Linked DNA regions of Homo sapiens: all the other regions are linked to region 3. Evidence: chromatin loops called from intact Hi-C (ENCODE). Cell type or tissue: PC-9. All regions are shown on one strand. Region 1 has its middle 12 kb from the start of LINC02635. Region 2 holds the start of PARD3 (par-3 family cell polarity regulator). Region 3 overlaps PARD3 (par-3 family cell polarity regulator). Region 4 overlaps PARD3 (par-3 family cell polarity regulator). Region 5 overlaps PARD3 (par-3 family cell polarity regulator). Region 6 overlaps LINC02634 (long intergenic non-protein coding RNA 2634).

The links. Peaks named below come from ENCODE experiments on the same cell type or tissue, not always from the same donor. Only the 100,000 strongest peaks of a DNase experiment are listed, where the experiment ranks them.
Region 1: a loop joins it to region 3, with 13 times the contacts of the local background. A loop is called at or near these places in 42 of 110 quality-filtered maps.
Region 2: a loop joins it to region 3, with 8 times the contacts of the local background. A loop is called at or near these places in 54 of 110 quality-filtered maps.
Region 4: a loop joins it to region 3, with 2.6 times the contacts of the local background. A loop is called at or near these places in 21 of 110 quality-filtered maps.
Region 5: a loop joins it to region 3, with 3 times the contacts of the local background. A loop is called at or near these places in 3 of 110 quality-filtered maps.
Region 6: it touches region 3 in a loop (15-fold over the local background); 16 of 110 quality-filtered maps call a loop at or near these places.

The regions. Positions count from the first base shown.
Region 1 is chr10:34,958,334-34,963,333 of GRCh38, reverse strand. No RefSeq gene overlaps it. Among named protein-coding and RNA genes, the nearest start is that of LINC02635, 12 kb to the left of the region's middle. RefSeq lists enhancers at 3,433-3,933, 3,934-4,434. In PC-9, a CTCF peak has its summit at 2,082; no DNase peak of the experiment used is centred here.
Region 2 is chr10:34,811,480-34,816,479 of GRCh38, reverse strand. PARD3 (par-3 family cell polarity regulator) reads left to right here and starts at 1,184. Exons shown (of 25, transcript NM_001184785.2): 1 at 1,184-1,604. The coding sequence starts at 1,485. It overlaps PARD3-DT (PARD3 divergent transcript), which reads right to left and starts at 712. Exons shown (of 2, transcript NR_108043.1): 1 at 679-712; 2 at 58-360. RefSeq lists silencers at 836-885, 976-1,145, 1,666-1,945. In PC-9, no CTCF peak of the experiment used is centred here; a DNase peak (open chromatin) is centred at 2,469; H3K4me3 peaks cover 2,701 bases.
Region 3 is chr10:34,663,452-34,668,451 of GRCh38, reverse strand. The region is part of intron 2 of PARD3 (par-3 family cell polarity regulator); the gene reads left to right. It also overlaps the pseudogene RPL37P18. Among named protein-coding and RNA genes, the nearest start is that of PARD3, 150 kb to the left of the region's middle. In PC-9, a CTCF peak has its summit at 1,956 (motif pointing left); DNase peaks (open chromatin) are centred at 1,521 and 1,961; H3K27ac peaks cover 2,334 bases.
Region 4 is chr10:34,717,424-34,722,423 of GRCh38, reverse strand. All of the region lies in intron 1 of PARD3 (par-3 family cell polarity regulator), which reads left to right. Among named protein-coding and RNA genes, the nearest start is that of PARD3, 95 kb to the left of the region's middle. In PC-9, no CTCF peak of the experiment used is centred here; DNase peaks (open chromatin) are centred at 1,063 and 2,903; H3K4me3 peaks cover 365 bases; H3K27ac peaks cover 3,341 bases.
Region 5 is chr10:34,755,521-34,760,520 of GRCh38, reverse strand. The region is part of intron 1 of PARD3 (par-3 family cell polarity regulator); the gene reads left to right. Among named protein-coding and RNA genes, the nearest start is that of PARD3, 57 kb to the left of the region's middle. In PC-9, no CTCF peak of the experiment used is centred here; a DNase peak (open chromatin) is centred at 1,950; H3K27ac peaks cover 2,914 bases.
Region 6 is chr10:35,216,350-35,221,349 of GRCh38, reverse strand. LINC02634 (long intergenic non-protein coding RNA 2634) reads left to right here. Exons shown (of 3, transcript XR_930819.3): 3 at 1,250-1,461. Among named protein-coding and RNA genes, the nearest start is that of LINC02634, 26 kb to the left of the region's middle. RefSeq lists a silencer at 2,606-2,655. In PC-9, CTCF peaks have their summits at 2,500 and 2,701 (motif pointing right); a DNase peak (open chromatin) is centred at 2,699.

The DNA.
Region 1 (5,000 bases), 290 kb before region 3:
CTGCCTCCCTGTGACTTCTTAAAGTCCGACCTTTGGCCAGAGGACATAAAGTATCAAATCTGTGTTTGTTTGCTGGTCTGCCATGACAAAACACCACCAACTGAATGGCTGAAAGCCACAGAAGTCTATTGTCTCCTGGTTCTGGAGCTCAGGAGTCCAAAATCAAGGTGTTGGCAGGGTCGTCCTCCCTCTGAAGCCTGCAGAGGAAAACCCTTCCTTGACTCAGCCTAACTTCTGGTGGTTTGCTGGCCATGTTTGGCATTCCTTGGCTTCTGACAGGTCCCTCCCACCTTCTGTTGTCACATGGCGTTCTCCCCTGTCTTGTGGGCCAGAGGCTGCCCATGAACAAAATATTTTAACACACACTGGTTGGTTTTTAACAGACAAAAATCAGAAAAGTATGCACAAAAATCTGGATTTCCATAGGCCTTTGTAACTGTGACCACAGCTTAGGCTTTGCTGGGGAGCAGGTAACAGTCTTATCACCAGCATGAGTGTACATGGGTTTGTTGTGTCTTTTTCCAAGAATAAGCACAGAAGAAGGGTGGAGGGAATAGCTTCTGTGCATGTGAGGTGGGATGTGAGAGTGGGGACAGAGGGAGAAAGACAAAATGCCCACAGGCAGGCTGGACGCGGTGGCTCATGCCCGTAATCCCAGCACTTTGGGAGGCTGAGGTGGGTGGATCAAAGCCTGGCCAACATGGTAAAACCCTGACTCTACTAAAAATACAAAAATTAGCTGGTCATGGTGGTGCCCGCCTGTCATCCCAGCTACCCGGGAGCCTGAAGCAGGAGAATTGCTTGAACCTGGGAGGTGGAGGTTACAGTGAGCCAAGATCACACCACTGCACTCCAGCCTGGGCAACAGAGCAAGACTCCATCTGAAAAAAAAAAAAAAAAACATTATCCAGAGGCAGGAGCTGGTGGCAAAAAATGCCCTGGGTGGTTTGGGGCAGGATAGCTCTGTGTGAGGAGCTGGAGGCCCAACACTCATCCCCCTATGGCCCTGGCCCCGGGCTGTGTTCCTGAAATTCACATCAACTCTCCTCACCTGCCGAGGTGGGCAGATCATTTGAGGTCAGGAGTTTGAGACCAGCCTGGCCAACATGGCAAAACCCTGTCTCTACTAAAAATACAAAAATTAGCCAGGTGCGGTGGCACGCGCCTATAATCCCAGCTAGTCAGGAGGCTGACCCAGGAGAATCGCTTGAACCCGGGAGGTGGAGGTTGCAGTGAGCTGACATCGCGCCATTGCACTCCAGCCTGTGCAACAGAGCAAGACTCCATCTCAAAAAAAAAAAAAAAAGACAGGATTTTATTATGTATTTATTTACTTTTAGAGACGGGTGTCCCCCTGTCACTCATCCTGGAGTGCTGTGGTACAATCATAGCTCACTGCAGCCTCAAACTCCTGGGCTCAAGTGATCATCCCACCTCTGCCTCCCAAGTAGCTGGCACTATAGGCATGTGCCCCTGCACCCGGCTAATTTTCTTATTTTTTGTAGAAATGGGGGACTGGCTATGTTGCCTAGGCTGGTCTCGAGCGTCAAGACAAGTTTATTTATTTATTTATTTTTAAATTTTTTAAAACAGACATAGGGTCTTTTATGTTGCCCAGGCTGGTCTTGATTTCCTGACCTCAAGCGATCCTCCTGCCTTGGCCTCCCAAAGTGCTGAGATTATAGGCTTGAGCCACCACACTCAGCAAGACATGAATTTATTAAGAAATATCGCCAGGCGCAGTGGCTCATGCCTGTAATCCTAGCACTTTGGGAGGCCGAGGCGGGTGGATTGCCTGAGCTCAGGAGTTCAAGTCCAGCCTAGGCAACTCGGTGAAACCCCATCTCTACTAAAATACAAAAAATTAGCTGGGCGTGGCAGCGTGTGCCTGTAATCTCAGCTACTTGAAAGGCTGAGACAGGAGAATCGCTTGAACCCGAGAGACGGGGGCTGCAGTGAGCCGAGATTGCGCCATTGCACTCCAGCCTGGGTGACAGAGCAAGACTCCATCTCAAAAAACAAAAAAAAAGAAAAAGAAAAAGAAAAAGAAAATAAAAACAGAAATATCTACAGCTGCAGGACTCATGGGGAGACCTGAAGAGGGAGACTCTAGGCTGTGCTTCCACACAGGTTCCTAAGTGCACTCAGAAATAGCCACCAAGGGAATGACAGCCACTACCAAAACCAGGGACCGCTGTGCCAGATGGCCACTGCCCCAGCCGTCAGCGGCAGGCCAGCCTGCACTCCACAACCAACACCTGCAAAACGCAGGCCTCTCACGCTGCCTCCCTCCACTCAGTTCCAAATCAACGAGGGACAAAAGTTCAGGTGATAGGTGAAACCTACCCCCCAAATCCATCCCTTAGTGGTGAGAGATGCTGGGAATGGAAGTGGTTTTAAATGCTCTGTTGGGAAAGTGGCTTTACCTTATGGGGAACTATTCAATAGAATTTTATGCAGTGTGGTGGCTCATGCCTGTAATCCCAGCACTTTGGGAGGCCAAGGAGGGCGGATCGCTTGAGGTCAGGAGTTCGAGACCAGCCTGGCCAACATGGTGAAACCCTGTCTCTACTAAAAATATAAAAATTAGCCAGGCATGGTGGTGCACACCTGTAATCCCCACTACTCAGGAGGCTGAGGCAGGAGAATTGCCTGAATCTGGGAGGTGGAGGTTGCAGTGAGCCGAGATTGCACCACTGCACTCCAGCCTGGGTGACAAGAGCAAAACTCCGTCTCAAAAAAGAAAAAAGTATAAAAAAGAAAAAGGTTTTGTGGGCCGGGCGTGGTGGCTCACGCCTGTAATCGCAGCACTTTGAGAGGCCAAGGCAGGCAGATCACGAGGTCAGGGGTTCGAGACCAGCCTGGCCAATATGGTGAAACCCCATCTCTACTAAAAATACAAAAAGCCGAGCGTGGTGGCGGGTGCCTGTAGTCCCAGCTACTCGGGAGGCTGAGGCAGGAGAATTGCTTGAACCCAGGAGGCAGAGGTTGCAGTGAGCTGAGATGGCACCACTGCACTCCAGCCTGGGTGACAGAGTGAGACTCTGACTCAAAAAAAAAAAAAAAAAAGGTTTTGTGGTTTTTAAATAGAGCCAACTTCTAGCATTATCAAGCAATAGGATGCATTGCCATTTTCATGAGGGGTAGGCGGAACATTCTCGGAAACTTTGGTTTTCCTCTTACTCCTTTATTCTAAGGGCTGCAGAGAAGCCATCTCACTTGCCGCACCTAAGTAGAGGGTAGGCAGGGAGCTATGTCTTTAATTAGGAAAGAAAGGCCCTTGGAAAGCTGGTGCCTTCTTCCCCAGGGCCTTCTTACAAGCTCATACCCCTCACTTCCCCTTTCCCAAGGGCCCTGAAGATCCAGATCTGTATCAACGTTTGAAACTTGATGATCCTAACAGCAGTCCTCTGAAATTGCACTGAGTCTTTGGTCAGAGAGCTGGCTGAGACTCTCCCCAGGGAGAGGTGGCCATGAAGGAAGGCAGAAGTTGCATACACCCAGTGGCATTTTTATAGCAGTTTTGCAGCTAAAAAAAAAATTATATATATATAAATATAGATAGATAGGTAGATACACACACACATATGTATGCATATATATATGTGTATATATATATATATATATTTTTTTTTTTTTTTAACAACCTGCCTAATCTAAAGCTTTGTGTTTGGTGTGAGAAGCTCTGTGATGAACCAGCCCTGGAGAGCAAAGGAACAGAACGGGGGCAGGAAGAAAGGACCGTTTGTCACAGAGAGCTCTAAAGGGCAGCATCAGCCCAGCAGGGGTCTGTGTTACCTTTGAAAACGGACACACTGGAGTGAACTGGCCACAGGCAGCCGGGGCTCCCTTGGGCATGTCTGGCTTCCATGTCAGCTGGATGGCAGATCACGGAACACAAAGTGGAAGCCCAGGAGGAACTGCAAGGATTTTTTTTTTTTTTGAGATGGACTCTCGCTCTGTCACCCAGGCTGGAGTGCAGTCGCGCGATCTCAGCTCACTGCAACCTCTATGTCCCAGGTTCAAGCAATTCTCCTGCCTCACCCTATGGAGTAGCTGGGATTACAGGCACGCGCCACCACACCTGGCTAATTTTTGTCTTTTTAGCAGAGACGGGGTTTCACCATGTTGGCCAGGCTGGTCTTGAATGCCTGACCTCAAGTGATCCGCCTACCTTGACCTCCCAAAGTGCTAGGATTACAGGTGTGAGCCACTGTGCTCAGCCAGGAATGCTTTTAATGGAATCTGCAGGGCAAGGGAGAACTTTCCAGAACAACTTTATATTTAATTAACTTTAGAGGTTCACAGTTTTTTGTTTGTTTGTTTGTTTTAATGGTATAAAGATCACTGATCGGCCGGGTGCAGTAGCTCACGCTTGTAATCCCAGCACTTTGGGAGGCCGAGGTGGGCGGATCACCTGAGGTCAGGAGTTCAAGACCAGCCTGGTCCAACATGGTGAAACCCCGTCTCTACTAAAAATACAAAAATTAGCCAGGTGTGGTGACATGTGCCTGAATCCTAGCTACTGAGGAGGCTGAGGCAAGAGAATTGCTTGAACCTGGGAGGCCGAGGTTGCAGTGAGCCAAGATCATGCTATTGCAGTCGAGCCTGGGAGACAAGAGTAAACTCCATCTCAAAAATAAATAAATAAATAAATAAAAATAAAAAAATAAAGATCACTGATCAATGGGGACACCATACAGTGTCAAGTCCACATTCACTTTCACTGTCCCAGAGTGGAAAGGCATGAGTTCCTTTTCTCCTCGTTGACTTGCTAACTACCCTCACTCTGGCACTCAGCAGAGAGAGCAGCCCCCACCACATCCCAAATGCACACAGGGCCTGACCCCAGTCCAGTTACTCTTTTATTCACAAATTAGACCCTGGGCACATTGGTGACTGATGTACGTTGTGTTTTTTTCTGTTGAAATTCACTTTTGGAAATGGATGGTTAGGGAAAAGAGCTTCCATAGTGAAAACATTGCTGCAAATTATAAAAA
Region 2 (5,000 bases), 150 kb before region 3:
TTTCACGTGTCTTGGAAACAACTGGCAAAAAAGAATTTCACATAGTCTGGAAAGGGCTTGGGACAGGGACCACTCTTTGCAGACATTTGTCATTCTTTAAACATAATGACATACATTTATTAAGGACTCATAGTCCATAACTAAGACAAAATGAGCTTCAGTTACGTTCCCTAACTCGGTCCACGTTCCTTTAGAACGTCTCAAGCCCGCATGTCACTCATCGCGGAGTCGCAGCCTTCCCCTGGGTTCGGGCGTCTGCGTTAAGCGCCGGCACATCGTGGGGATCCCCGCGTGAGATTTCTCTGCGCCGTCGGAATAGACTGTTCACGGATTCGCGTTAGGATTCCTTATGCTGCAGAACTTCAAAGAAATAAATGTATCAGAATTGCGATGTTTAAGTTCTAATCTATTTAAGCGGGTGGGTCAGCAGAGGGTCAACAGGAAACTTCAAGGTAAATAGTGGCCTCTGGAAAAGGCCCGGTCGCTCACGGCTTCCCCACTGTCTCCCCAGAGCAGACTATTAATTCTTGCGTTTCAGGCAGAACTGCCGCTGCCGGCCCTGCAGCAGAGCTAGGGAGCGGGCAGGGCAGAAACCCAGCCGAGCAAGCTGCAGGCTCGAGTCCCCGCGGGCGGAGAGGCTCGGGCTGGAGCCTCCGGGGCGGTGAGGAGGGGACTCACCGCACTGAGCACAAACTGCTTTCCCCGGGAGCGCCTGCACCCAAAACCCTCCAGTTCGAGGAATGGGATTAAAAGTGACAAAGAAAGGGGAAGGGGGGCTCCGTGGAGACTTCTGGAGGCGTGGAAGGGGCGTCCCCGAGGAGGGGCGACGCAGCCCTGCAGGGTGCTGGGCGGGCGGGGTGAAGGGGGCTGGGGGGCGCCTGGGCCAGGGCTGGTGGGGGCAGACGGCCGCCTGCCCGTGCTGGCACTGGGGCGAGGGGTCCCGCGCCCCCGGAGGGAGGGAGGGAGGGAGGGAAGGAGGGAAGGAGGTCGGCCCCCGAGGGCGGTGGCGGGGGCGCGAGCTGCGGTCCTGCGCTCCGCCCCGCGCGGGTAGCCGGCCGCGCCTCCCCCTGCCGCATGTGCGCGGTGTTGTGTGCCCTGCCCTGCTCCTCCCCCTCCCCTCCCCTCCCCTCCCCTCCCCTCCCGCCGTCCCCTCCCCCAGCGGCCCCGAGCGAGCGCCAGCGCCACACAGCCCCGGGCAGCCGCCGGCGAGCGCGCCGCGACGCCGAACAGGTGGCCGGAGGCTGCGGGCGCCGCGGCGGGGAGAGGCGAGGCAAGCCCCGGGCGAAGCGAGGCGAGGCGAGGGCGGCCGGGCCGGGCATGCGAGCTGAGCGGCCCCCCGGCGTCGCCGCCGCCTGCCCGCGCCCCTAGCCGCCCGCGCGCCCGAGTCCCCAGCGGCTCCTCCGCGCCCAGCGTCCTCGGTCCCGGCCTCGGCTGCTCCGGCTGCGCTCGGCGAGGGGCGCGGGCCCGCCCGCGGCGGCGGCGGCATGAAAGTGACCGTGTGCTTCGGACGGACCCGGGTGGTCGTGCCGTGCGGGGACGGCCACATGAAAGTTTTCAGCCTCATCCAGCAGGCGGTGACCCGCTACCGGAAGGCCATCGCCAAGGTGAGGGGCCGGGGGCGCGGGCGGGGAGGGGGCGGCGGCGGGGACGGCGCCGGGATCAATATGGCGCTTCCTGGAAGGGGGAGGAGAGGCGCAGGGAGGCGGGGAAAGGGAAAGTGCGGCCGGTCGGGCCTCGCGGGCGCCCCCCGCCCCGGACTGCGGGCGCCAAAGTTCTCTGCGCGGGCCGGGGCGCAGCCTCTGGGACACCCAGCCGGGTCCCGCGGCCCCCGCCCTCACCCTCCGCCCGGGAGCTCCGGCCTCGGTAGCGCGGGGCGAGCCGGGCAGCGGCGCATAGGCCGGCCCTGGGCGCCTCCCCGGAGTCTGCAGACCCAGCCAAGCCCCGAGCCAGCGCGCGGGGGGCGCAGGCCGGGAAATCCAGCCCCAGGCCTTTCCCGGCTCCCAGGCCCCGGGGGCACAGGCCGGGGACTGGGAACTTTTGGTGTGAGGAGAGTTTCGTGACTGCCCTTCCGACAGAGGCGGGTTGCGAGCCTTCTGCCTCCTCTCCCTTACTCGGGCGGGGGCGGAACAGCGGCGGGGGGCTTTTCCTCCATGTCCCCTGCTGGTAGGGGCCGGCAGGGGCGGCCCGTCGCGTCCGGGGGCTGCAGGGTTTGGGGAGTCGCCGGCTTGGGGTCGGGGAGGCGTTCCCGGGAGGGCCACCGCTGGCACTTGGCACTCGCTTGCGAGCATTTACTGAGCTGATCCCACTTGCTGGGCTCTGGAAAGCACAACCTTGGAAGAGTCGCGGAATGAAAAGTTTTCCTGCGAGGACCTCAGCTCCTACCTATCCCGGGCTGGTTCCATGTGGCTGGGCTGCGGGGCCGGGCCTGACTTGGGAGTTGAGTGGATTTCCCTTTTTCCTGGTGGACTGATAACATTGTCTCCACTTCACAGCATTCCTCTACTGTGTGTCAGAAGTGAAAAGGCGTTTTGTTAAATTGTTTTACCGACTGTGTCTGTGTTTGACAACAGCCCACGCTGAAGTTTCTCCCAAGCACCCGGGGATATATTTCCTTTGTAGTAGAGTCCTCTTTGGTGGGGAGCGCATTCGTTTGGGTGCAGTATTTCCCATTTGTTCCCGACAGTGGCCTGGCCCCTGTGGGCTTGGGGGCTGCAAATGACGTTGGAAAGTGGCTTGGTCAGCCCTATTGAGCGTACACAGGGTACTCCGGTGGCATCTTCAGTTCTCTCAGAAATTAAGAAGTAAAAGCTTTTTAGACTTTTGTTTTGCTTTTAGTATATATTGGAAAAAATAGCATAAATTTGGCCTTTTAAAGATAATTTTGGGGGACGTTTGGAGACCCGACACAAGGATGGAAGACGTTGGCTTTAGTAGCTCTGTTATGTTCCTTACAGTTGAACTCTTTTATTGAAAATCAAATAAAATTAGTGGGAATTGGGCACCTGTTTATCTTGCAAAGCTGACAAAGGGAAAGAAAACCATCTAAATGGACATTTAGCATTTTTAAGTGTTGTTTATGTGTGACAGTTTATGCTTTAAATGTTCCAAAAGAGTACTCAAATTGTTCAGGCACTCTGGAAACCAACAAAACAAATTGTGCAAGGAAAGAGAAATAAAGTAATATGCACTCTGCAGTACGTCTAGGCTCCTGAATAGGAAGAGGGTGGTCAACATTTTCTTTCACTTTACTAATTTTATGTGATTAAAATTGTTTTACCTACTGTGTCCCATGTTTCATCCTGCACAAAATAGACATAGGCTGAACTGCCTGTTTGGCAGTAGTTCAAATGTAGTTGTTCCAGGCATTCGTTCCACAGAAATTCTGAAGCTTTGACTGTGTCCATGGCACTGTTCTGGGTGCTGGACATCTAAGGGACCCACTGGCTGTGAGAAGCTGAGCAAGAGGCTGCGGGGTCCTCCAGGTGAAGGAGCTGGTGATGACATGGGGAGAAGAGGTGGCCTCTGGGATGCTGGGTGGCTAGAGTGCAGGGCCTTGGTCACGGACCTGGTCCTTATTAACGATTAGCAGTGGTTGTTTCACAGGGCGTAGAAAAGGGAGTGCAGTTTTTTAAGGGTGTCTGGGAAGGTGTCACAAAGAGAAAAGGGGCCTATGAGCTGAAGGAAGGGAGGGTGATAGTGACATGGGAGTTGGAGATGAGAGGGAGGGTCAGAGATGGGTCAGGGGTTCCAACACTTACATGCTCTTTAAGTACAACTTAGAGTTCTGTAGGTGAATTTTAACGGGGGCTTTGCAGTATACCAAGTTCAGTCATTGGATCCCAAGATTGTTGACCCTTAAATGTTGCCAGAGCTGGAGTGTCTTCTAGGTCTCCTTTTTCTCGTTTTTCTTCTGAAATTGCTAGACAATGATTAAGATTAATTTTTAGTCTTTCTTACTACTTTTCCCATTCTATATTAAGTGATGAGGAAGTGTTAATATGTATTTAACACTGTTTTAACTTTTATTCTCTATCTGTTCCTTATCCGTATTGCCTAATAGAACAAGAGAAATTCTGTGTGAAGAATTGGGTGGCTGGATAGTTGTGGAGTGGTGTTTAGGTTGCTAGGTGACATGTGGCTTGATGAGCTCCCATCTGGTGGGGAAAAGTGTGGGCAGATCATGTTTATGGCTTTGGATAATAACCAACCAAGCCAAAAATAAAAAATAAAAAGGAAAAGAGAAAGGTCCCAACTCTCAAATCACCAAGGCTTTCTCTGCAGTAAACATTTTCTGGTGTGGTGGGGCTAATTTTCTGGCATTGCATGTGAGCTGTTTTCTCTTCAGATTACACAAATCAATTTTTCTGGATAGTGAAGTGTCATGATTTAATACTAGACATGTCCTCAGTGAGTAGATATTTGAAGGCTTATGCTTAGTCATGTGTGACATTTCTTTTTTCCTCTCCTGAAAGATGGTTTTGTGGTTGTGATCACTGATGGTTGGGAATAGCTGTTCATCCTCATCCACCCATCTGCATTAGGAGCCTCGCTGAGGACAGTGCGGTGCTAGACATTGGGAACCGCGTTACATGGACCGTTCTCATGAGGGCGCAGGATGGGAGGATGGACCGTGTCTGCATCTGTTCTTCTGCGCTTGCGACCTGACACGCGTGATTCCAGGTGGACATGGTGCTGAGCTGCAGCGCTGTGTGGGGTTGGTTGAAGGGCTGCTGTGTATAAAAAGTCATGCTCTATGAAAAAAATATAAGACTGAATTCGTGCAATTTTCAAAAAAAAGTATAATCTAGGAGACAGGAAGAATATATAACAGTATAAATAACAGGAGGTGGTAGCATTAATTGGCACCACTGTGATACAGTCAGTAATCGCTTCTGGATTTTGGAGGTGGGTGCTATCATTATGGGGTGTGTGTGGGAGTCTCATTTAGTCACTAGGATTTGAACTGGGCTTGGTTGGTGGGAAGGCTGACCTTGATATAG
Region 3 (5,000 bases):
GATAGATGACTGACTCCTAGTTCAAAACTTTGATATGATGCAGTGACTATGATTCAGTTGCACTGAGCAGGTTATATCAGGTAGAGAGCACCCACAAAATCTCATGATAGACAATACTATAATGAAAAGAGAAGGGTTCTCCAGAGGAAGGTATTTTTATGCTAGTAACCACAGAACTTTTTTGATAAGGCCAAGAAATTTACTGAGCTTTTTTGATAAGGTCAAGACATTTGCCAGAAAAGAGGCTTGTCTCGGCACATAGTCCTGGAGTCTTGATGGTTTTCATTTGTAGTTGTTGCAGATGAGGAATTATTTGTTGCTTAGCTGTTTTTTTCTTGCATTTACGAACCCGTGGTAGTTACTGTCTTGCTTATTTTTCCACCTTGACCATTTCAGGCCGCTTGAGGACAATCCGTATCCATCCTCACTCCATGCAGGAAGTTAAAGGCTGAGCAGGAGACATGCACCATTAGTGTACTGCACCTCCTCTTCCCCTAGTTTAAGAACATCCCTTCTTCTCATTCCCCTTTATGTAACTTTGGAACATTAAAGCAGCAGATGGTTTCTCCTTCAGGCTGCACGGAGGAGAATGGAGCTTAGCATGATGTGTTATCCTTAATAATGTCATCACAATATTATTTGTTTCTTGTGGAATTTAAAAATAAACATTAGCCTCAGTGGCTGATATTTATATTCTGCTTAATTTGCCATGCCTATTCAAGCTGGCTGTCAATTTTGGGGCTGGTCTTACTGGCCTGGACTAGAAAGATGAGTTTGTCCGATATCACCCCTATGTGAATGCCTTAATGCTTAGAATCATCTAGCAAATACTTTTCCAATATGGCTAGAAACAAAATCATCTTAAATCATTAGGCATTTTTCAGTGCCAAAGGCTATCAAATATCTTTTTTCCCCATTGTGTTTTTATGGTTCAGTGATGAATAGGTGACAATTTTGTAGCCTTAAATTCCTGCACTATCAGTAACACCGTGGTAAATGCCACTGCAGAGAAAGGCACCATTGATCTCCCCACCACTGCCTCTGGGATGCTTTAGACATTGACAGATGTGCTTTGTGAAACCTTGTGGAATGACACTTGGGGTTTGGTCTGTTCTTTCTTTAGAAATGAAACTTTTATTTTTGACCTATTGGCATTTCTTTAGCAGAAAGATCACTCCTACTAGCTATCTAGATTTGCTGCAGATGATTTGTTCATTTTAATGTTTGGATTTTGTTCTTGGATTTTCTAACCTATTTCTCAACTTATGTATCAATAATCTTGTTATACACTACCTGTTCTATGTTGGCCAGGCTGGAGTGCAGTGGTGTCATCTCAGCTCACTGCAACCTCCGCCTCCCGTGTTCAAGCGATTCTCCTGTCTCAGCCTACTGAGTAGCTGGGATTATAGGCATGCGCCACCACGTCGGCTAATTTTTGTATTTCTAGTAGAGACAGGGTTTCACCACGTTGGCCAGGCTGATACCAAACTTCTGGCCTCAGGTGATCCACCCGCCCTGGTCTCCCAAAGTGCTGGGATTACAAGGCATGACTCACTGTGCCCAGCCAAGTTTAGAATATATCTGAAATATTCTAAAAGGTCTGAAATGTATGTTTGTGTGTGTGTGTGTGTGTGTATATATATATATATATATATTTTTTTTTTTTTTTTTTTTAGGGGGAGGGGTAGGTGAGGTGGAAGGTTCTGTATGCAAATCAAGGTCTGGTTTCCAAATTAGGTCCTCCAAACAAGGTCAGATTGAAAACTGAAGGCTTCAGGTTTTGGAACTGTCAATCCCATGTTAGGTGTGCCTGCCCTGTCCCTCTCTTCCTGCCTGGAGGGCTGAGGGTGAGGCGAAGGAGTCCAGAAGCAGAAGTACAACACATGAGGAATCCTTTTGTGGACTCCTGGACGTTAGTAAGGGTGGACCTAAGTATCTGGCAATGTGCTCGGGGTTTTCTTGAGCAATTCCTCGAGTGCCACCTAGAGTCTAGTGGTAATACTGAATTAACTTCTAAGCTTTGTCAAGGAGCATGGAGAACTTGAGATTCTCAGACATTTTTATTCTGTATCATGAAGAAACTCAATAGTAATTGGAATCAGGATCAGTTTCTGGCTGCTTGATCAGCCATGTAATTAGTCAGCATGGTATGAATATGTACATGCCGGAGTTCAGTAATATACCTTCTATACTTAAATGGGGATTTTTCTTTGAGAATTGGCTTTTTTTTTTTTGATAAGATCTTGCTCTGTCATCCAGGCTAGAGTGCACTGGTGTAATCCTGGCTTACTGCAGCTTCCTGGGCTCAGCCATCCTCCCGCATCAGCCTTCAGCCTTCCAAGTAGCTGGGACTACAGGCATATGCCACCATGCCTGGCTAATTTAATTTAATTTTTTTTTTGGTAGAGTCAGGGTCTCACTTGGTTGTCAAGCTGATCTCAAACTCCTGGCTTCAAGTAAGCCCCTTGCCTTGGCCTCCCGTGGTGCTAGAATTATAGGTGTGAACGCCTGGCCTAGAATCTAATCTTTTCTTTTCTTTTCTTTTTGTTCTGTTCTGTTCTGTTCTGTTCTGTTCTGTTCTGTTCTGTTCTGTTCTGTTCTGTTCTGTTCTTTAATTGAGACGAAGTCTCAAAAAGCCCAGGCTGGAGTGCAGTGGCGCCGTCTTGGCTCACTGCAACCTCCGCCTCCTGGGTTCAAGTGATTCTTCTGCTTCAGCCTCCTGAGTAGCTGGAACTATAGGCACGTGCCACCATGCCAGGCTAATTTCTGTATTTTTAGTAGAGGTGGGGTTTCACCATATTGGCCAGGCTGGTCTGGAACCCCTGACCTCGTGATCCGCCTGCCTCGCCATCCCAAAGTGTTGGGATTACAGGTGTGAGCACCGTGCCAGGCCCAGAATTTCTTTTTTTTAAAAATTTTTAAAATTTTTTTGTGATGTAGTTTTGCTCTTGTTGCCCAGGCTGGAGTGCAACGGCACAATCTCAGCTCACTGCAACCTCTACCTCCCAGGTTCAAGTGATTCTCCTACCTCAGCCTCCTGAGGAGCTGGGATTACAGGCATGTGCCACCACGCCTGGCTATTTTTTTTTGTTTGTTTTTTTCAGCAGATACAGGGCTTCTCCATGTTGGTCAGGCTGGTCTCGAACTCCCGACCTCAGGTGATCCACCTGCCTCGGCCTCCCAAAGTGCTGGGATTACAGGCATGAGGTGCGCCCAGCCTTAGAATTTCTTTTTTAGTATGATTATCCCCTAGCTTATTTGAATTACTATTTTAATAAACACGTTCTGGAAATCTTAATTATTAATAACTTTGATTGTATTAGGCATGAAAAGTTAGGCAGATTTTTTTTATTTTAAAAAAAACTTTGTAATTGTGGTTTTACTTATATTGCCTCTATTCAGTAGGATCCCCCTCCCTCTCCCCCTCTCTTTCCCTCCCTGTCTCTGTCTCTCCCTCTCTCTTCACACACACCACACACATGCACACCAGGAAGCAGTTCTGTACTGTCTACAAATTCTCTGTAAGCCATCATAGAAGAGAAGTGAATCAGAGAAGGGGATTCAACATTCTACATGCTAAGACCTGTCCGGCACACACCTCTTCACAGCCTTGTCTGAAGTGACAGACTGTAGCAATTGCTAATTTGACTAAGAAAAAGGTTTCTGGGCCAGGCATGGTGGCTCAGGTCTGTAATCTCAGCACTTTGGGAGGCCAAAGTGGGCAGATTACCTAAGGTCAGGAGTTCGAGACCAGCCTGGCCAACATGGTGAAACCCTGTCTCTACTAAAAATACAAAAATTAGCTGGGTGTGGTGGCACATGCCTGTAATCCCAGCTACCCAGGAGGCTGAGGCAGGAGAATCTCTGGAACCCGGGAGGCAGAGGCTGCTGTGAGCTGAGATACCACCGCACTCCAGCCCGGGCAACACAGGGAGACACCTTCTCAAAAAAGGCCAGGTGCAGTGGCTTACGCCTATAATCCCAGCACTTTGGGAGGCTGAGGTGGGCGGATCACAAGGTCAGGATTTTGAGACCAGCCTGACCAACATGGTGAAACCCCACCTCTACTAAAAATACAAAAATGAGCCGGGCCTGGGGGTGCACACCTGTAATCCCAGCTACTTGGTAGGCTGAGGCAGGAGAATCGCTTGAACCTGGGAGGTGGAGGTTGCAGTGAGCCGAGATCACGCTACTGCACTCCAGCCTGGGCAACAGTTCGAGACTCTGTCTCAAAAGAAAAAAGAAAAAGGTTTTCGATTGCCTTTGCTATTGATTCAGACAGTGACATAACCAAATATATTAAAAAGAACTCCCACCTCTGGTCTCTTTGGTCTCGGCGGCAGAAGCGAGATGAGGAAGGGAGTGTCATCCTTAGGGAAACATCGCAGCTGGACACACTCCCTGTGCTGCTGCGGCCCTGAGGCCCCAACCTGCTAAGCCAAGAGAAGGCAGAACTGGAGTGCCAAGGCGAAAAGACGAAGCAACACCAGGGCTGGTTGAATGAGGCGCCTAAACATTGTACACTACAGATTCAGGCCTGGGCTCCGTGAAGGACAGCACCCAGACCCAAGGGCCAGCTACTGCACCTCATCTTCAGAATTTCAGTGATTGGTCATGGAATACATGTTCTGTTTTTTTTTTTCTTTTAAAGAATTCTTTGGGAATAACAAAAACTGAGGGGGAAATGAAAAGTTTTGTGGATGAATAGAAGAATGACACAGCTTCTTTAAAATGTTTGACACTTCTGGAACCTCTGAAGCATAAACAGGGTGCCACCCCACTGTGTTCAGTGGGCCTGTCAGCTCCATCTTCGTCTAAAATCAGATGCTTGGAAGTAGAGAAGGAACTTTTTTTAAAAATTTTTTATTTTTGTGGATACGTATTAGGTGTGTATATTTATGGGGCATAAGAAATATTTCGGTACAGGCATGTGATGACTAATAACCACATGAGATTAAGTGGGATATCTACCCCAAGCATTTATCCTTCGTGTTACAAAG
Region 4 (5,000 bases), 54 kb before region 3:
CATTGAGCCAGTTTATTATTAAAACTTGGACTAGGTAAACTATAATTTGATTTCTGTACAGGCGATAACCACTGGAGATAGCAAGAGTGAATGACAGTGTGGTGACGGGCAAATCTTATTTGTTACTGTTTAGACAATCTATATATACATAGATAAACAGTCTATATATATACATAAAACAACAGTATATATATAAAAATATATAAATATATGTCTCAAAAATATATATTTTGAGACAGGATCTCACTTTATCACAAGGCTGGAGTGCAGTGGCACCATCATGTCTCACTGCAGCCTTGAACTCCCTGGGCTCAGGTGGTCCTCCTACCTTAGCCTCTGGAGTAGCTGGGACTACAGGCACGTGGCGCCATGCCTGGCTAATTTTTGTGTTTTTTATTATTATATTTTTTTAGAGATGGGATCTCACCATGTTGCCCAGGCTGGTCTTGAACTCCTGGACTCAAGCGATCTGCCTGGTTTGGCCTCCCAAAGCTCTAGGATTACAGGCGTGAGCCACTGCACCCAGCCTGTTTAGACAATATTAAAGCCATTGTTTTTCTAGTGTTAGAGTTTGTATGTTATAATTTAGTACATGCTTAATTGAAGGTATTGGTGTAACCCCAAAATATATATTTTTCACATAACTCAGATTAGCAGTGGTATTTAGTGCTTTAGTTATATCTTCCAGCAGATAACTGAATGGATCTCACTTTATTTTTATCATAATTGGTGAGAGCTGGGAATCTTATGTCTCCAGGAGATGGCTGTACAGGAACTGTGTGTGATTCGCAATGTGGAAGAGCAGGGTCTTGCTCCCTTGGGAACCCTGCAAGTAGTTGAGCCCCCTGGTCACTCAGCTTATCACTGTGGATGCTGGGCACTCCTGGGGGATGCTCTGGAGCCCCTCTCAGGGTATTGCCTTTTCGCTGGCTATGGGGTTGGAGGAGAGGGTCAGACTCCTTCCCTGCCCTCAGCTTGCCGGCTGCCCAGGCACACCCTGTGTGCAGCTTCAGCATTCCTGTGGCATTGGTCTCTGTGGTTTTTCTTCTTTTCACATAGCTTACTTTACGCCCTGTTCGCTCCACAACTCTTTTCAAAGACAGGATGGAGGTACAGGAAGGAAATAACTTAATTTGAATATTAAAATTCTGTTAATTTTAGAATGCAGTCTCTTCAGTTCTGGAATTGATTTCTTTTGGTTGCTGTTGGTCTTTGTAAGGAGCGTAACATTGCTTAAGATTTATATATAACCGAGTCATTTTCTGTCTCTGTATCATATTCCTTTAGGTAAGCTTTTTCAAAGTTACTTTGAATAGTTGATATAGATTTAGAACAAACGAGTCACCATTCTCAGGATACTTCTATTGCCTTTCTGGAATAATGCAGCTCATTGTTCTGCCAAGTATCCTCTAATCAGCCTGAAAAGTGTTTTCTTTTATTTCATCATGACATTGGGCCTTTTAATTGAGAGTGAAAATCATTAAAGGCAAATTATTTTGTGTAAATTATGGTAGATTTAGCCTTACTACATAATTTTGGAATGTTTTTATGATTGGTTGTGTATGCTCTGGCAGATGTCTTTATCATGACTTATTTTAGGTGGGTTAAGAATTCTTTTTTTTTTTGGAGACAGAGTTTCGCTCTTGTTGCCCAGGCTGGAGTGCAATGGCGCGATCTTGGCTCACTGCAACCTCCGCCTCCCTAGTTCAAGTGATTCTCCTGCCTCAGCCTCCCAAGTAGCTGGGATTACAGGCATGTGCTACCACGCCCGGCTAATTTTGTATTTTTAGTAGAGACAAGATTTCTCCTTGTTGGTCAGGCTGGTCTTGAACTCCTGACCTCAGGTGATCCGCCCGCTTCAGCCTCCCAAAGTGCTGAGATTATAGGCCTGAGCCAATGCACCTGGCTAGAATTCTTGGCATAGTACACAGTGGCATTATTTCCAAGGCTTTTTTTTTTTTTTTTTTTTTTTTTTGACAGAGCCTTGCTCTGTTGCCCAGGCTATAGTGCAGTGGTATGATCTCAGCTCACTGCAACCTCTACCTCCTGGTTTCAAGCAATTCTTCTGCCTCAGAGAATCAAACAGTTGTCCTCCCAAGTAGCTGAGATTACAGGCACCCACCACCACACCTGGCTAATTTTTTGTATTTTTAATAGAGACAGGGTTTCGCCATGTTGGCCAGGCTAGTCTTGAACGCCTGACACTCAGGCGATCCACCTGCCTGGGCCTCCCAAACTAGTGGGATTACAGGCATGAGCCGCCGTGCCCGTTTGCAAATTTTTAAAAGTAAAAAAGCAAAACAAACCCACATGTCAGTGTTTCAGTATTTACTTCAGGGGGAAATTGTATCCTAACATACCCTGCACCATAAGCTGAAATTTCAGTGCCAATTCCATTGCTTGTGTGTCCATCCAAAATAAAGACAAGTTTTTGCAGGAATGTCAGATGACTGTGGGACAGGCCTAGACAGGAACAAAACTGGAGGCTTCGCATCAAAACAAACACCCACCTAACCACATGGGTTTTGCCCTGTGAGTTGTTTGTCATCCTAGATTTTCAGCAAGAATGGGCTTTAGTACCATATTTCACATATGAGGAGGTGCTAATTTTGTTAATCATATCACATTGGTAATATTCATCACTACATTGTAATATGAAAGTTGAAAGTCTTGAACTTAAAGTTCATAAATTCATTGCCCAAATCTCTGGTTGGCTTTAAATGTCCTTTTGGAGGGGAGAAGGAAAGAGGGGCATGGTTTGAGGGTTATACTGAAATAATCTGCTTGCTGTATGATATCGAGCAGGTCTAACTAAAAAGGTAGGTGGTGGTTTCTCTTGCATGCATACAAACATGTTTCTGGCCCCAGTTGTCAAACGAGTTTTGTGTTTTCCTTGTCTAGTCTTGTTGACCTGCTATTTATTTTAGTCTTTTGATAAACAGGAAGTGTTGCTGCACTGCACTCAGGAATGTATTAAGTAACTATTAATATTAAACAAGATTGGAGGGATGAGAAGGGATTTAACTTAAAGTAGAGGGAGGATATAAGAAAATGAAATAATCCTTAAAATTTTAGAATTAAAATTTATTTGGGGCCTTTTGAAATGCTTTTTTTCCCTTGAAACCTCAAATTCTGGATTTACATTTGATGTTTCTGTTGGTGGTATATTACATTGCTTTAAGGTTGTTTAGAACAAACGTCACAATTAATGATGACATGAAGGTTAGGATTCGAGCACTAGCTTTTTTCAGACAGGTCTAAAAAGGGCTCTGCCCTAGTCTATCCCTAGCAGAGATGTTACATGTGCCTGGCTCAATTCAACGTATCAGTATATTGTGGGGAGAAAGGATGAATAAGGACAACACCACAAGTTGTGATGGAGTGTATTGTTTCTAGGCTGTTTCCCTGGTTGTTCCAATACACCATGCATTTTTTTAAAATTTATTTTTTATTTTTATTTTTTTTTGAGTCTCGCTCTTGTCCCCCAGGCTTGAGTGCAGTGGCTCAATCTCGGCTCACTGCAACCTGCTCCTTCCGGGTTCAAACAATTCTCCTGCCTCTGCCTCCCAAGTAGCTGGGATTAAGGCACCTGCCACCACGCCCGGCTAATTTTTGTATTTTTTAGTAGAGACAGGGTTTCACCATGTTGGTCAGGCTGGTCTCGAACTCCTGACCTCAGGTGATCCGCCTACCTCGGCCTCCCGAAGTGCTGGGATTACAGGCGTGAGCCACCGTGCCCGGCCAATTTATTTTTATTTTTGAGATAGAGTAGAGTCTTGTCGTGTTGCCCAGGCTGGAGTACAGTGGTGTGATCACAGCTCACTGCATCCTTGGTCTCCTAGGCTCAAGCAATCCTCCAGCCTCAGCCTCTCAGTAGCTGCGACTACAGGCATGCACCACCATGCCTGGCTGATTATGTTGCCTTTTGTGGAGACGTGGTCTCACTTTGTTGCCCAAGCTGGTCTTGAACTCCTGGGTTCAAGCAATCCTCTGGCCTCGGCCTCCCACAGTGCTGGGATTACAGGTGTGAGCCACTGTGCCCAGCCTCACTGTGCATGTTTTGACCTCCTCACCTTTGTCCTAAGATTTCTCCTGATTGAAAATAAATGACCATTTCTTCATGAAGCGTTCTTTGTCTTTAGTGTTTTCTGTATTTTCTCAATTCATGTACTGCTTGGTTGGCAGTTACAATTTCCATAACTGAGTATTGTTAGTGACCTTTTCATATACCTATGGCTTGCCTCCCAAAATTGATTTTTTTTTTTTTTTTTTTTGAGATGGAGTCTCTGTTACCCAGGCTGGAGTGCAGTGGCACCATCTTGGCTCACTGCAGCCTCCTCCTCCCAGGCTCAAGCAATTCACCTGCCTCAGCCTCCCAAGTAGCTGGGATTACAGGCATGCACCACCATGCCCAACTAATTTTTTGTATTTTAGTAGAGACAGGGCTTTACCATGTTGCCCAGGGTGGTCTCGAACTCCTGAGCTCAGACAGTCCACCCATCTCGGCCTCCCAGAGTGCTGGGATTACAGGCGTGAGCCACCACGCTTGGCCCCGAAATTAATATTTAAGTGTTGTAGAACAGGGGTTTTATTATAGATTTGGCTGTACCGCTGTTATTGCATAACACAATTATTTTCAGACTGGGTGTTTGGTTCTTAATTCACTGGTGGTGTGCACCATGCCATCCTGCCATCCCCAGCTGCTGTCAGAGTACATGGTAAATATAGAAATGTGTCCAGTCAGTAGTAGCCACGTGGACGCTCTTCTCCATATTTGACTTTTCTTGCTCTTAGAAGGCTTTTCCAGTAATCTGCGTGGGACCGTGACTTTGCTTGCTTATGGTGTTTCCAGCACCTCCACCAGACTCTCAGGGTTTGGAAAGCTGTTCTGGGTGAATGGTGTCTACAGAACTTTGAACTCTGCGATTGCAGGGGAACATGCTTATAAATGCGTGTTTAATACAGAATGTTGTAGAGGAGATTAGGTACTTTTAATTTTG
Region 5 (5,000 bases), 92 kb before region 3:
TTCTCTATTAAAGATACAAAAATTAGCCGGGCATGGTGGCAGGTGCCTGTAATCCCAGGTACTTGGGAAGCTGAGGCACAAGAATCACTTGAACCCAGGAGGTGGAGGTTACAGTGAGCAGAGATCCTACCACTGCACTCCAGCCTGGGTGGCACAGTGAGACCCTGTCTCAAAACAAACAAAAAAAGTAGTAGATTGGGACCAGGCATAATGGCTCATGTCTGTAATCGCAGCACTTTTGGAGGCCAAGGTGGGAGGATCACTTGAGTCCAGGAGCTGGAGACCGGCCTGGGCAACATAATAAATACTGTTTCTACACCGCTGCGCTGTCCCCCACACCCCGCCTGCCAAAAAAAGGTAGATTGGGGAGGGGTTTACACAGAGACATAAAAACCAGAAGATAGGGAGATCATTTTAGAGGCTGCCTCCCACATTGAGATTACTTACATAATATAGTTGGCTAAGATTGGAATTATACTAAACTTGTTGAAACCTATATACCTAGTGGCATTGTGAAAGATTTTGACAGGTAAAGTCATGTGCAAATACGAATAAAGGAATTCCACTCCCCAAAACGAAGTATTTTTAGATTCATAAGTGTTCTCAGCTAATAAAGTAGACAAAAATCAGAAAGCGCAGCAGTATGTGCAGAGCTTTTCACATGATATTAAAAATTAAGCCATAAGGCAGTTTGTCTCTTATTCCACATGTGGAATAAAGTGACTTGTGAAATGCCATGGTGGGTGCCTTTATTCAAGAATCCTCTTCAGTAGTATTTTTACCGCAGCACACACGTTATGCTGGCTGAAATCCTTGTGCGTAGCATGTTGCCTGCTGAAAATAATTCTGCCTTGGCCTTAGGCGATGTGCTGTTGAATTGGCTGCCTCAAATTGTCCCTCTCACTTCCTGTTTTATATGAATACTTTTTCTTTGCTCTCTTTTACTTGCTTAAAATCGGAATGTTTGATTGCTATGTGCATCATCCTTCAGTGAAATGTTTGAGGTGGAAAGTTCTAGAAGTTTCTTTTTCCCTTTTGTTGATGCGTGGAATAGATACCAGTCACTTTTAGAAATACTTGGGTGGTTCTAGCTAAAATGTGATATTCTACTTTAGCAAGGCCACTTGTGAAACAGTTCTCAAGAGCACAGTGTATCTAGTAAGTGCTTACTCATTGATTAAATATTATGTACATTGTTTTTCTTCTAATGTGATAGGACCATTTAGGACCTAAGTTTAAAGATTTACACGTGTGAATAAAATCCGTTGCATACCCTGTTCTGAGCCAGTTTTCTATGCCGTAGTATATTTCTTTGGTTCCTATTAGAAAAAAAAAAGTGCTTCATATCCAATTCTCATTGAGTTGTATCTATTCTCAGTATTGAGTTTTTTTTTCTTTTTTTCTTTTTAAAAAAGTTTCAGTATTGAATTTTGATTACTGGAAGCCATTTAATTTTGTCTTCATTTATTTTAGTTTTCATTTATCTTCAGTGCCTATGATTCTGTAGCTTTTTCCTTCCGCCTCTTTCTATTCTTTTTGTGCAGCAAAAATCATCCTCCATGTCATAGTCTTTGTTTGCATAACCTGTTCTGTCTGACACAACCATCTATCATGACCTAATTTAGCCGTTTCAGTCACACCTAGTATAATTTATACCATGGGGGAATTTCCTGTGCTGTTAAACCTTCCTTGTCATCCGTCACCAACTTAAGGAGCTTCCAGGTGTGCCCTTTCACAGGGTGGGCTTGGACTTTTCTAGTTCTTGCATTTTAGGTAGGAGCTGTTCTCAGGAATTTTTTTCTTCTGTGAATGAGTAAAGTGAAATTAATCCAAACTCAGTGCTTCCAGGATTAAAACACATTTCCATATTACACTGTCTGTAAGTTGAAGGGCCTTAGTGCTTGAGTGCCCCAACTAGAAAATGACTCATCATGAGGTGTCCTTCTGTAGACAGTGTGACGTGATAAGAGGAAGAAGGAAATTGTGGGCAACACAGTGACTTCCCAGTGACAATTCACTTGCCTCTCCTAATATCCTTCATTCCAAAGCTGCTCTTCTGCAGATGGTTATGAGGCATAGTGTGGTGGAGTGGAAAGACTTTGGAATAATGCTCTGCCACTTTCTAGCTGTGTTATTTGGAAAAATTGCTTACCTCTCCCTGAACCTGGGTTTCCTTATCTGTAAAATGGGGAGCATACTACCTTTCTTGAAGGGATTTGTTAAAAAGAATGTGTAAAATAACATATAGCAGTGGCATGTGGAAATTGTTGGATACTCCAAAAAAGTTGATGTGATTTTAAAACTTTTTCTTTACTCAGCTAATGTTTATCCTAGCTTTTCTCATGTTAGTACTAAGCCCTGATTGCATGAGGTTTTCTTAAAGTGGCCCATGTAGATAATTATAGCATTTTCTAGCATTTCATAGTTTAGGCCAATATTGGATTACAGAATGAATACTTTGAGTGCTTGCAAAGGGGTCAGGAACAGATGCATTTTTAGGAGTATCAAAGTCTGCCAATAAGGAAGCTGGTTTAGGAAATTAAATTATATGCCCAAACATTTTATGTCTACAGATGCAGGTTTATCTAGAAGAGAGGAGAATTTTCTAATAGTATACTGAAGCATCATCAGCAGAACCCTTCCAGTGCAAGGACAAAATGGGGCATCGTTTACTCTGAATTTTATGACCAGCGGCAGAAAAATGTGTCACTGATGAGGTTAACTGGGGACCAGAATCCTGGGCATGGTCCTAGTTGGCATGAGTAGAATTTGCAATGGTTTTCAGGATGTATTTTCTTCTTTTTTCTTTTCTTTTCTTTTTTTTTTTCTTGGAGACAGGTTTCGCCCAGTGGCACGATCTTGGCTCATTGCAACCTCTGCCTCCCTTGTTCAAGCGATTCTCCCACCTCAGCCTCCCGAGTAGCTGGGTTTATAGGCGTGAGCCACCGTGCCTGGCTAATTTTTTTGTATTTTTAGTAGAGATGTGGTTTTGCCATGTTGGTTGGCCAGGTTGCTCTCGAACTCCTGGCCTCAAGTGATCTGCCTGCCTTGGCCTCCCAAAATGTTGGGATTACAGGCATGAGCCACCGCACCCGGCCAGGACATGTTTTCTTAAAGACAATTTAAGAGTCAGGAAGTGGAAAAGGAAAGACAGGTAGATGAAGGACAGGCTGTAGCATGTCACACCTCACAGTTATTTGCAACTTTCTGTTAACCAGATACTGTGTTAGATGAGAATAAGAACTTAAATTTTTTATTTTTAGTGCTGACTAGTAATTAACTATAATTTTCAGTCATGATCACTGTGTTTGAACCTCCTGTGCAGATATTGTGGAAATATGTATTTTAGATGTGAGGAAGTTCTAATATAAATGAAGGCTCTAAGTAAAGAAAAAGATGCAAAATGCTGTCATAGACTTCGAAAACAGATTTGGATAAAAAACATTGCACCTACCAGAGGAATCAAGGAGAAATTTTTCCTCACAGATATTCAAGACATTATGTTATTTATCTTGTTTATGACTTTAGAACCTTTTTTTAGGGGGATGACAGTACCTTTTGGTGATTTGAGTCTAAAATTTGAAACTAAGATTCATGCAGAAAAGTAAAAGAAGAAAATTTTCGGAGAAGAAAGCAGTGGTTGAAAAATCTGTTAGCAGTGTTCCCTTTTGTCTTTTCAGCCTGTTCACCAGGAACTCGGAGCTTTGCACTGTGATTATTTTATTGGTTCAAAGGACAGAGATTGTCTTTAAAATGATGAATGGCTTTGATTATGTGTAGTGGCTCACACCTGTAATCCCAGACTTAAGGAGGCTGAGGCGGGAGGATTGCTTGATGCTAGCAGTTTGAGGCCAGTTTGGGCAATGTAGTGAGACCCCATCTCTATAAAAAGTAAAAAAACTAGTCAAGTGTGGTGGTGCATGCCTGTAGTCCCAGCTACTTGAGGCTGAGGCAGGAAGATCACTTGAGCTCAGGCGTTCAGGACTACCACTACGCCACAGCCTAGGCAACAGAGCTGACTCTTTTTTTTTTTTTTTTTTTTTATAAGAAAAAAAAAAAAGGTGCATTGGCTGGGCGCGGTGGCTCAAGCCTGTAATCCCAGCACTTTGGGAGGCCGAGGCGGGCAGATCATGAGGTCAGGAGATCAAGACCATCCTGGCTAACACGCTGAAACCCCGTCTCTACTAAAAACACAAAAAATTAGCCAGGTGTGGTGGCGGGTGCCTGTAGTCCCAGCTACTCAGGAGGCTGAGGCAGGAGAATGGCGTGAACCCAGGAGGTGGAGCTTGCAGTGAGCTGAGATCGTGCCACTGCACTCCAGTCTGGGCAGCAGAGTAAGACTCCGTCTCAAAAAAAAAAAAAAAAAAAAAGGTGCATTTTTTTGCCATGGGGAGATTGGAGGAGGGAGGGTGAGGGGTACTGCCAACCTGTACAGTGATTTCAACCCAGATTAGCATCCTAGCCCCTCTCTCTGCTGGTTTGGTTTAACAACTTATTGTAAGTTTGGTGCTCCTGTGTGAGACTAGAGTAAAGGACCATGGGCATCTTCATGGTTGTTGGGAAGCTGTTAGTCCCCAGAACTAGAGCAAGTGGGGCCAGTAGGTACAATTCTCAGATATGGTGGCCTTTGAAGCAGGTAAGCACAGCCTGTCTTGGGCCTTAACATTAATGCCTGTCTTGTTGATTTGTCATTATCATTTTAGTTTTGTAATTGGTTGATTGAGACAGAAGGGGAAAAATGGCAAAAAAAAGCATGTTATATATGCTTAGGATGGAATGTTTTCTTTTTCCCATTCCTCATCTCAATTCCCAGTTTAATGCCAAATCTTTGAGTATCCATATTCTTGAGGAGAGACTGTTCTTGGAAATCATTTGATGAGAAAACTGCTGAGAAGCTGATCAGATGCCAACATCAGAGGGCAGTTTAGGTTATCTGCTAACTACAAGCAGATCCAGATCCTAGTAGCACTGAGCATAGACAGACACCAAGTTATGACCTC
Region 6 (5,000 bases), 550 kb before region 3:
ACATGGAAAAATCTTCTAAAGAAAATATAGCCTCTCCCTTCATTACTTCAGTTCTTTCAAGAATATTAAAATAATAAACTGGGTTACAGGACAGTAACCCTCCTAATGTACACTGAAAACCACAACCTTTTCTAAGCCAGTGATAATTTCTGTTAACTTGGTGCGGCCCTGTTAGGTTGAGAAGGGCAGAGGAAACTCCTGCGGTGGAAAATTTTCATTCAGTCACAGTTTTGGTGCATTTATAAATAACATAAGTAAAACAAAATTTGCCCAAGTAAAGTCTTCATGTGTGAAAATCTTAATCCAGTTACCAGAATCAAAGTAGATGTCCCTGCCTTCATCACAGGCCAGTTTCAGCCTAAGGCTTTTTTCTCTTAAATGCTGGGCAATCCTCAGAATGGATTATTAAAAATATTGATGTTGAAGACATTCTGAAAGATAATTTTATAGGTTCATGACCTGATACTAAGAATCTAGAAGCTGTGTTCACAGGGATGAGGTAACAAATAAGATCTGATGAACTCTTCTTTGAAATTTACATTTCACTGTGAATTTCATCACAGTGTCACAAATGTCAAGGTCAATGTGGAGAAAACAGAGGTTCCCAATCAAACAGAGGTCAAATGACCTTGCCAAAGCGACACAGGGAGTTTTAACAGAAAAGCTAGGACCAGAACCCAGGTCTGGTGGCTGTCAGCCATGGTTCCTCGAGCCAAGCACACACCCACTGTTCATTCTGCTCTTCACAGCGCCTGTAGCTTTGGACTTTGTTCTTTTGTTTCTGTAGTTCTTTTTATCCAGGATGGATTTTTAAGAACATAGGTAATCACTGCCTGACTCATTTTAAAATGAAAATCATGAAACAGGGGTGTCTGGGATACTAAATGCTCTAGAAGTATTCAAGTAATTGATTGTAGTGAAAATCCCTAAGAAACCACAGCTAATCTCAATGTGCTTTGGTGCGTGAAGTCCATACCAGCTGTGGAAGAGTTCCCATAGATTTTCTGCTAAGCCCCTCCAGCAACTCAGTCTTCTTTCTCTATTGTTACATGGGGTGTTCCCTCTATGAAACCCTCTGCTGGTACTCCAACCTCCCCTCCCTGCCCCACCAAACTGCCACAATCCTGTATTCCTGGAGCAACAGCAACCCAGCATTTAATGATATTAAGTCAGGTTACTTGAATAGAAAGACTAATAGGTTAGGCATGTTATACCCTTGATAAGGTAGATTTGTCTTCTACCCTTCTAGGTCTAAACTCCAATAAAATCCAGCTGGGTTACATCAATTCAGACATCTGGATAAAAGGATGAATGAAACCATGTACATAATACAGAATTATGCATGCCAGGAAAAAAAATTATACTGCCTAAAAGCTGCAACCTTCATGACATCAAATCTATTTTAACACTGGCTGGTTATGTGAGGAAAAGGCTAATAAAAAAAAATTCTGGCTGACCAAAGAAGTATGTATGTATGTATGTGTATTTATTTTTAAATTAATATTGAGATGGATTAATGTTCTAAAATTTGGAATTTCTAACATTATCTTATTCATAATATCATATATCAAAAGTCTCTGAATAGAAATTGTTCAAAGGCATATAATCTAATTATCATTACCATGTCACTAATCTAACCTCTAAGTAATTGCTAAATGCCATCAGCACCTTCATCTCCAATTACATTTTCATGATATTTCAAGCTACAATAACAAAACAGATGCTGATCTCGGCATTACTAAGCAACAGGATATGTATACTTTTTAGAGTGTGAAAATATCACTGCTCTCCCACAGTTAATGATACTTATTTTCCAAGAACTTCTAGTGATATGATTATGCTCATCCAATTCCCATGAGGCCAACACTGTGATCACAGGTTACGATAAGAACTAAAATGCCACCCACAGCCATGTCTGAGTGACACGCAAAACGCTTTGAAACTCTTTTCCACTAGGTTTTTTTTTTTTTTTTTGAGACAGAGCCTCACTCTGTCACCCAGGCTGGAGTGCAGTGGCGTGATCTCAGCTCACTGCAAGCGATTATCCTGCTTCAGCTTCCCCAGTAGCTGGAACTACAAGCGCGTACCACCACATCCAGCTAATTTTTGTATTTTTAGTAGAGATGGGGTTTTGCCATGTTGGCCAGGCTGGTCTCGAACTCCTAACCTCAAGTGATCCACCTGGCTCGGCCTCCCAAAGTGCTGGGATTATAGGTGTGAGCCACCGCGCCTGGCCTCATTTTCCACTATGTTCTAACCACCTAAAATAACCCCTCATATGCAGTTAAAGCAAAACCGGTAATTTTGCTGAGAAAAGATGGATTCATTTTAAAGTCACTTACTTGCTAAAACTATGTGGCCTGGAAGTAATGTCTAAAGTTCTTATGTCAAATAATTCAATCTATTTGCAATTAACTGTGTACTCTTAGAGAAAACTCTATAGTTTAAGGATTCCCAAACCTTGTCAAATTATTGCCCCTCCCCCACAGTTAACCCAAGACTCCCCAGAGTTACTGTGAATATAATTCACCAAACTAGATCAGAGAAAACTGCCCTTAATCCCTTGCCCCCATAGGGCTTGGCATACACTTGGAGAGTCCATGGCAGAAAAGAAATACCACCCGTTGAGTTTTGAAATGTTCACAGACTAATGTTTCTAAGAAAATACGCCGTTTGGAAGTCACACATACACTAGGTGGCGCTGTGGCTGTGACATTAAACAGTCTGTGTGCTGGATAAATGCTGGGTAAGAGCATCCATGACTTAAAGGAAAATTAGGCTAGGCCCAACCCCAGATCATAGAGTTCAGTGTTCTCCAACACTAGAGTGCTTCAGAAACATGCCAGGAACTTGAGCCTGGCGTGGTGGTGGCACATGCCTGTGGTCCCAGCTATTCCGGGGGCTGAGGCAGGAGGATCGCTTCAGCTCAGGAGGTGGAGGCTGAGGTGATCTGTGATTGTGCCACTGCACTCCAGCAGGGGCAACAGAGCAAGACCCTGTCTCAAAAACAAACAAACAAACATGCAAGGAACTGGTTAAAAATACAAATTCCCAGACCTACTGAATGAAAATTCCAGAGGTATGGAACACAAAACAGAAGACACAAACAGGCACACTCATGCTATCCTCTCCCGGGCAGCCCACTTTCATCCAAAGCCTCCTTATTTGGGCTTCTCACCTCCTCAAAAGTCTATCAGTAGTGGCTGGGCTTAGTGGCTTATGTCTGTAATCCCAGCACTTTGGGAGGCCAAGGCGGGTGGATCCCCTGAGGTCAGGAGTTCGAGACCAGCCTGGGCAATATGGCGAAACCCTGTCTCTACTAAAAATACGAAAATTAGCTCAGTGTGGTGGCATGTGCCTGTAGTCCCAGCTACTCATGAGGCTGAGGCAGGAGGATCACTTGAACTCGAGAGGCGGAGGTTGCAGTGAGCCGAGATTGCACTACTGCACTCCAGCCTGGGCGACAGAGCAAGACTCTGTCTCAAAAAAAAAAAAAAAAAAAAAAAAAAAAAAAAAAAAAGGGTATCAATAGTAAACTGTGTTTTAAAAGGTAGGGTTCATTCCTAAGTTAAGCCTCACGCTGGTCTGCTGTAAGTCAGCGCTTCTGAGAGCTCCACAAACGTTGAAAGCAAGAGCTCTTGTACATCTTGTTAACAGCCTTTTGTCCTAGAAAATGACTGAACCACAGGTCAAGCATCCTTCATAAAGTGAGGTGGCTGAGATAGATCTGGCAGAGTTCCTGTGTCCTCCAGCTGTCACAGAGACCAGCTGGACTTTTGCATAGTAAGTGACGGGGTTTTCCTTCCAGCTTCCGTCCATTCAAACCACAGGGACAAATCCTTCCTCAGAAAGCTATGCTGCACAAAAGCTGGTTGAAAATCCAGTTTATAGAAAAATAGAGGCATCACAGTAATATAAAGATTATCACACTAGTTCAGAGATCTGAGTATTTCTAGTCTATTGTCAATAGCTGGCAATATTTAAGTAAATCAATCTGAAATTTGGTTTTCTTGTCTATAAAATGAAAGGAGTAAATTACACCTGTTGGTCAGTCTCAGTGGCTCATGCCTGTAACCCCAGCACTTTGGGAGGCCAAGGCAGGTGGATTACTTGAGCCTAGGAATTCAAGATCAGCCTGGACAACATGGCAAAACCCCGTCTCTACAAAAAAACACAAAAATTAGCCAAGCGTAGTGGCGCGTGCCTGTAGTTCCAGCTCCTTGGGAGGCTGAGGTGGGAGAATCGCTTGAGCCTGGGAGGCGGAGGTTGCAGTAAGCCAAGATCGTACCACTGCACTTCAGCCTGGGTGACCGAGCATGAGACTTTGTCTCAAAAAATAAATAAATAAAAATTAAAAAATTACACCGGTGAGACCTCTTTTAGCTGTAAGATTCTATTTCAATGAGCATAACTGTGACTTTGATGTTCCAATAGCTAGCTAGTCCTTAGTCCTTAAACTGTAGAGTCATTTTTTCCTGATCAGCATCAGGGATTTGAAAAACCAGAGAGGAGCGAAAATGTGCTTTTGTGCATTTGAACAGGAAGGTCTGGGTGTTCCCACACATAGCCACTCAGAGCCACAGAGCTCTCTCTCTCTGCAGCCACCACCTGCTTGAGTCATTGCCAGCAAGTGTTTCTTAACACTTTCCTGCCTTTGGGTCCAGACTGGGTGAGAACCGCCAGGACAGAGGCTTGCTGTCCTGGTTCTGCACTTGGTCCTGAGCCATGTGACCTTTGGCAAGCTACTGAACTTCTCTCCAAGCTTGCTTCCTCATCTGCAAAATGAGGATAATGGTAACAGCATCAACACTTGTTGGGCTGCTAGGAGAATTAAATGTGGAAGCCCCTTGGCGCAGGGTGAGCACTCTGTACACGGTAGCTGTTATTCTTGACTGCCATGACTACGTGGCTGTAGCATCTGTGGAGCTACATACACACCTGGAAGAAAGCAAGCCCAGGATGGTAACGTCAGGGTTGCCACAGCCCTAGGTCCCAAAGCT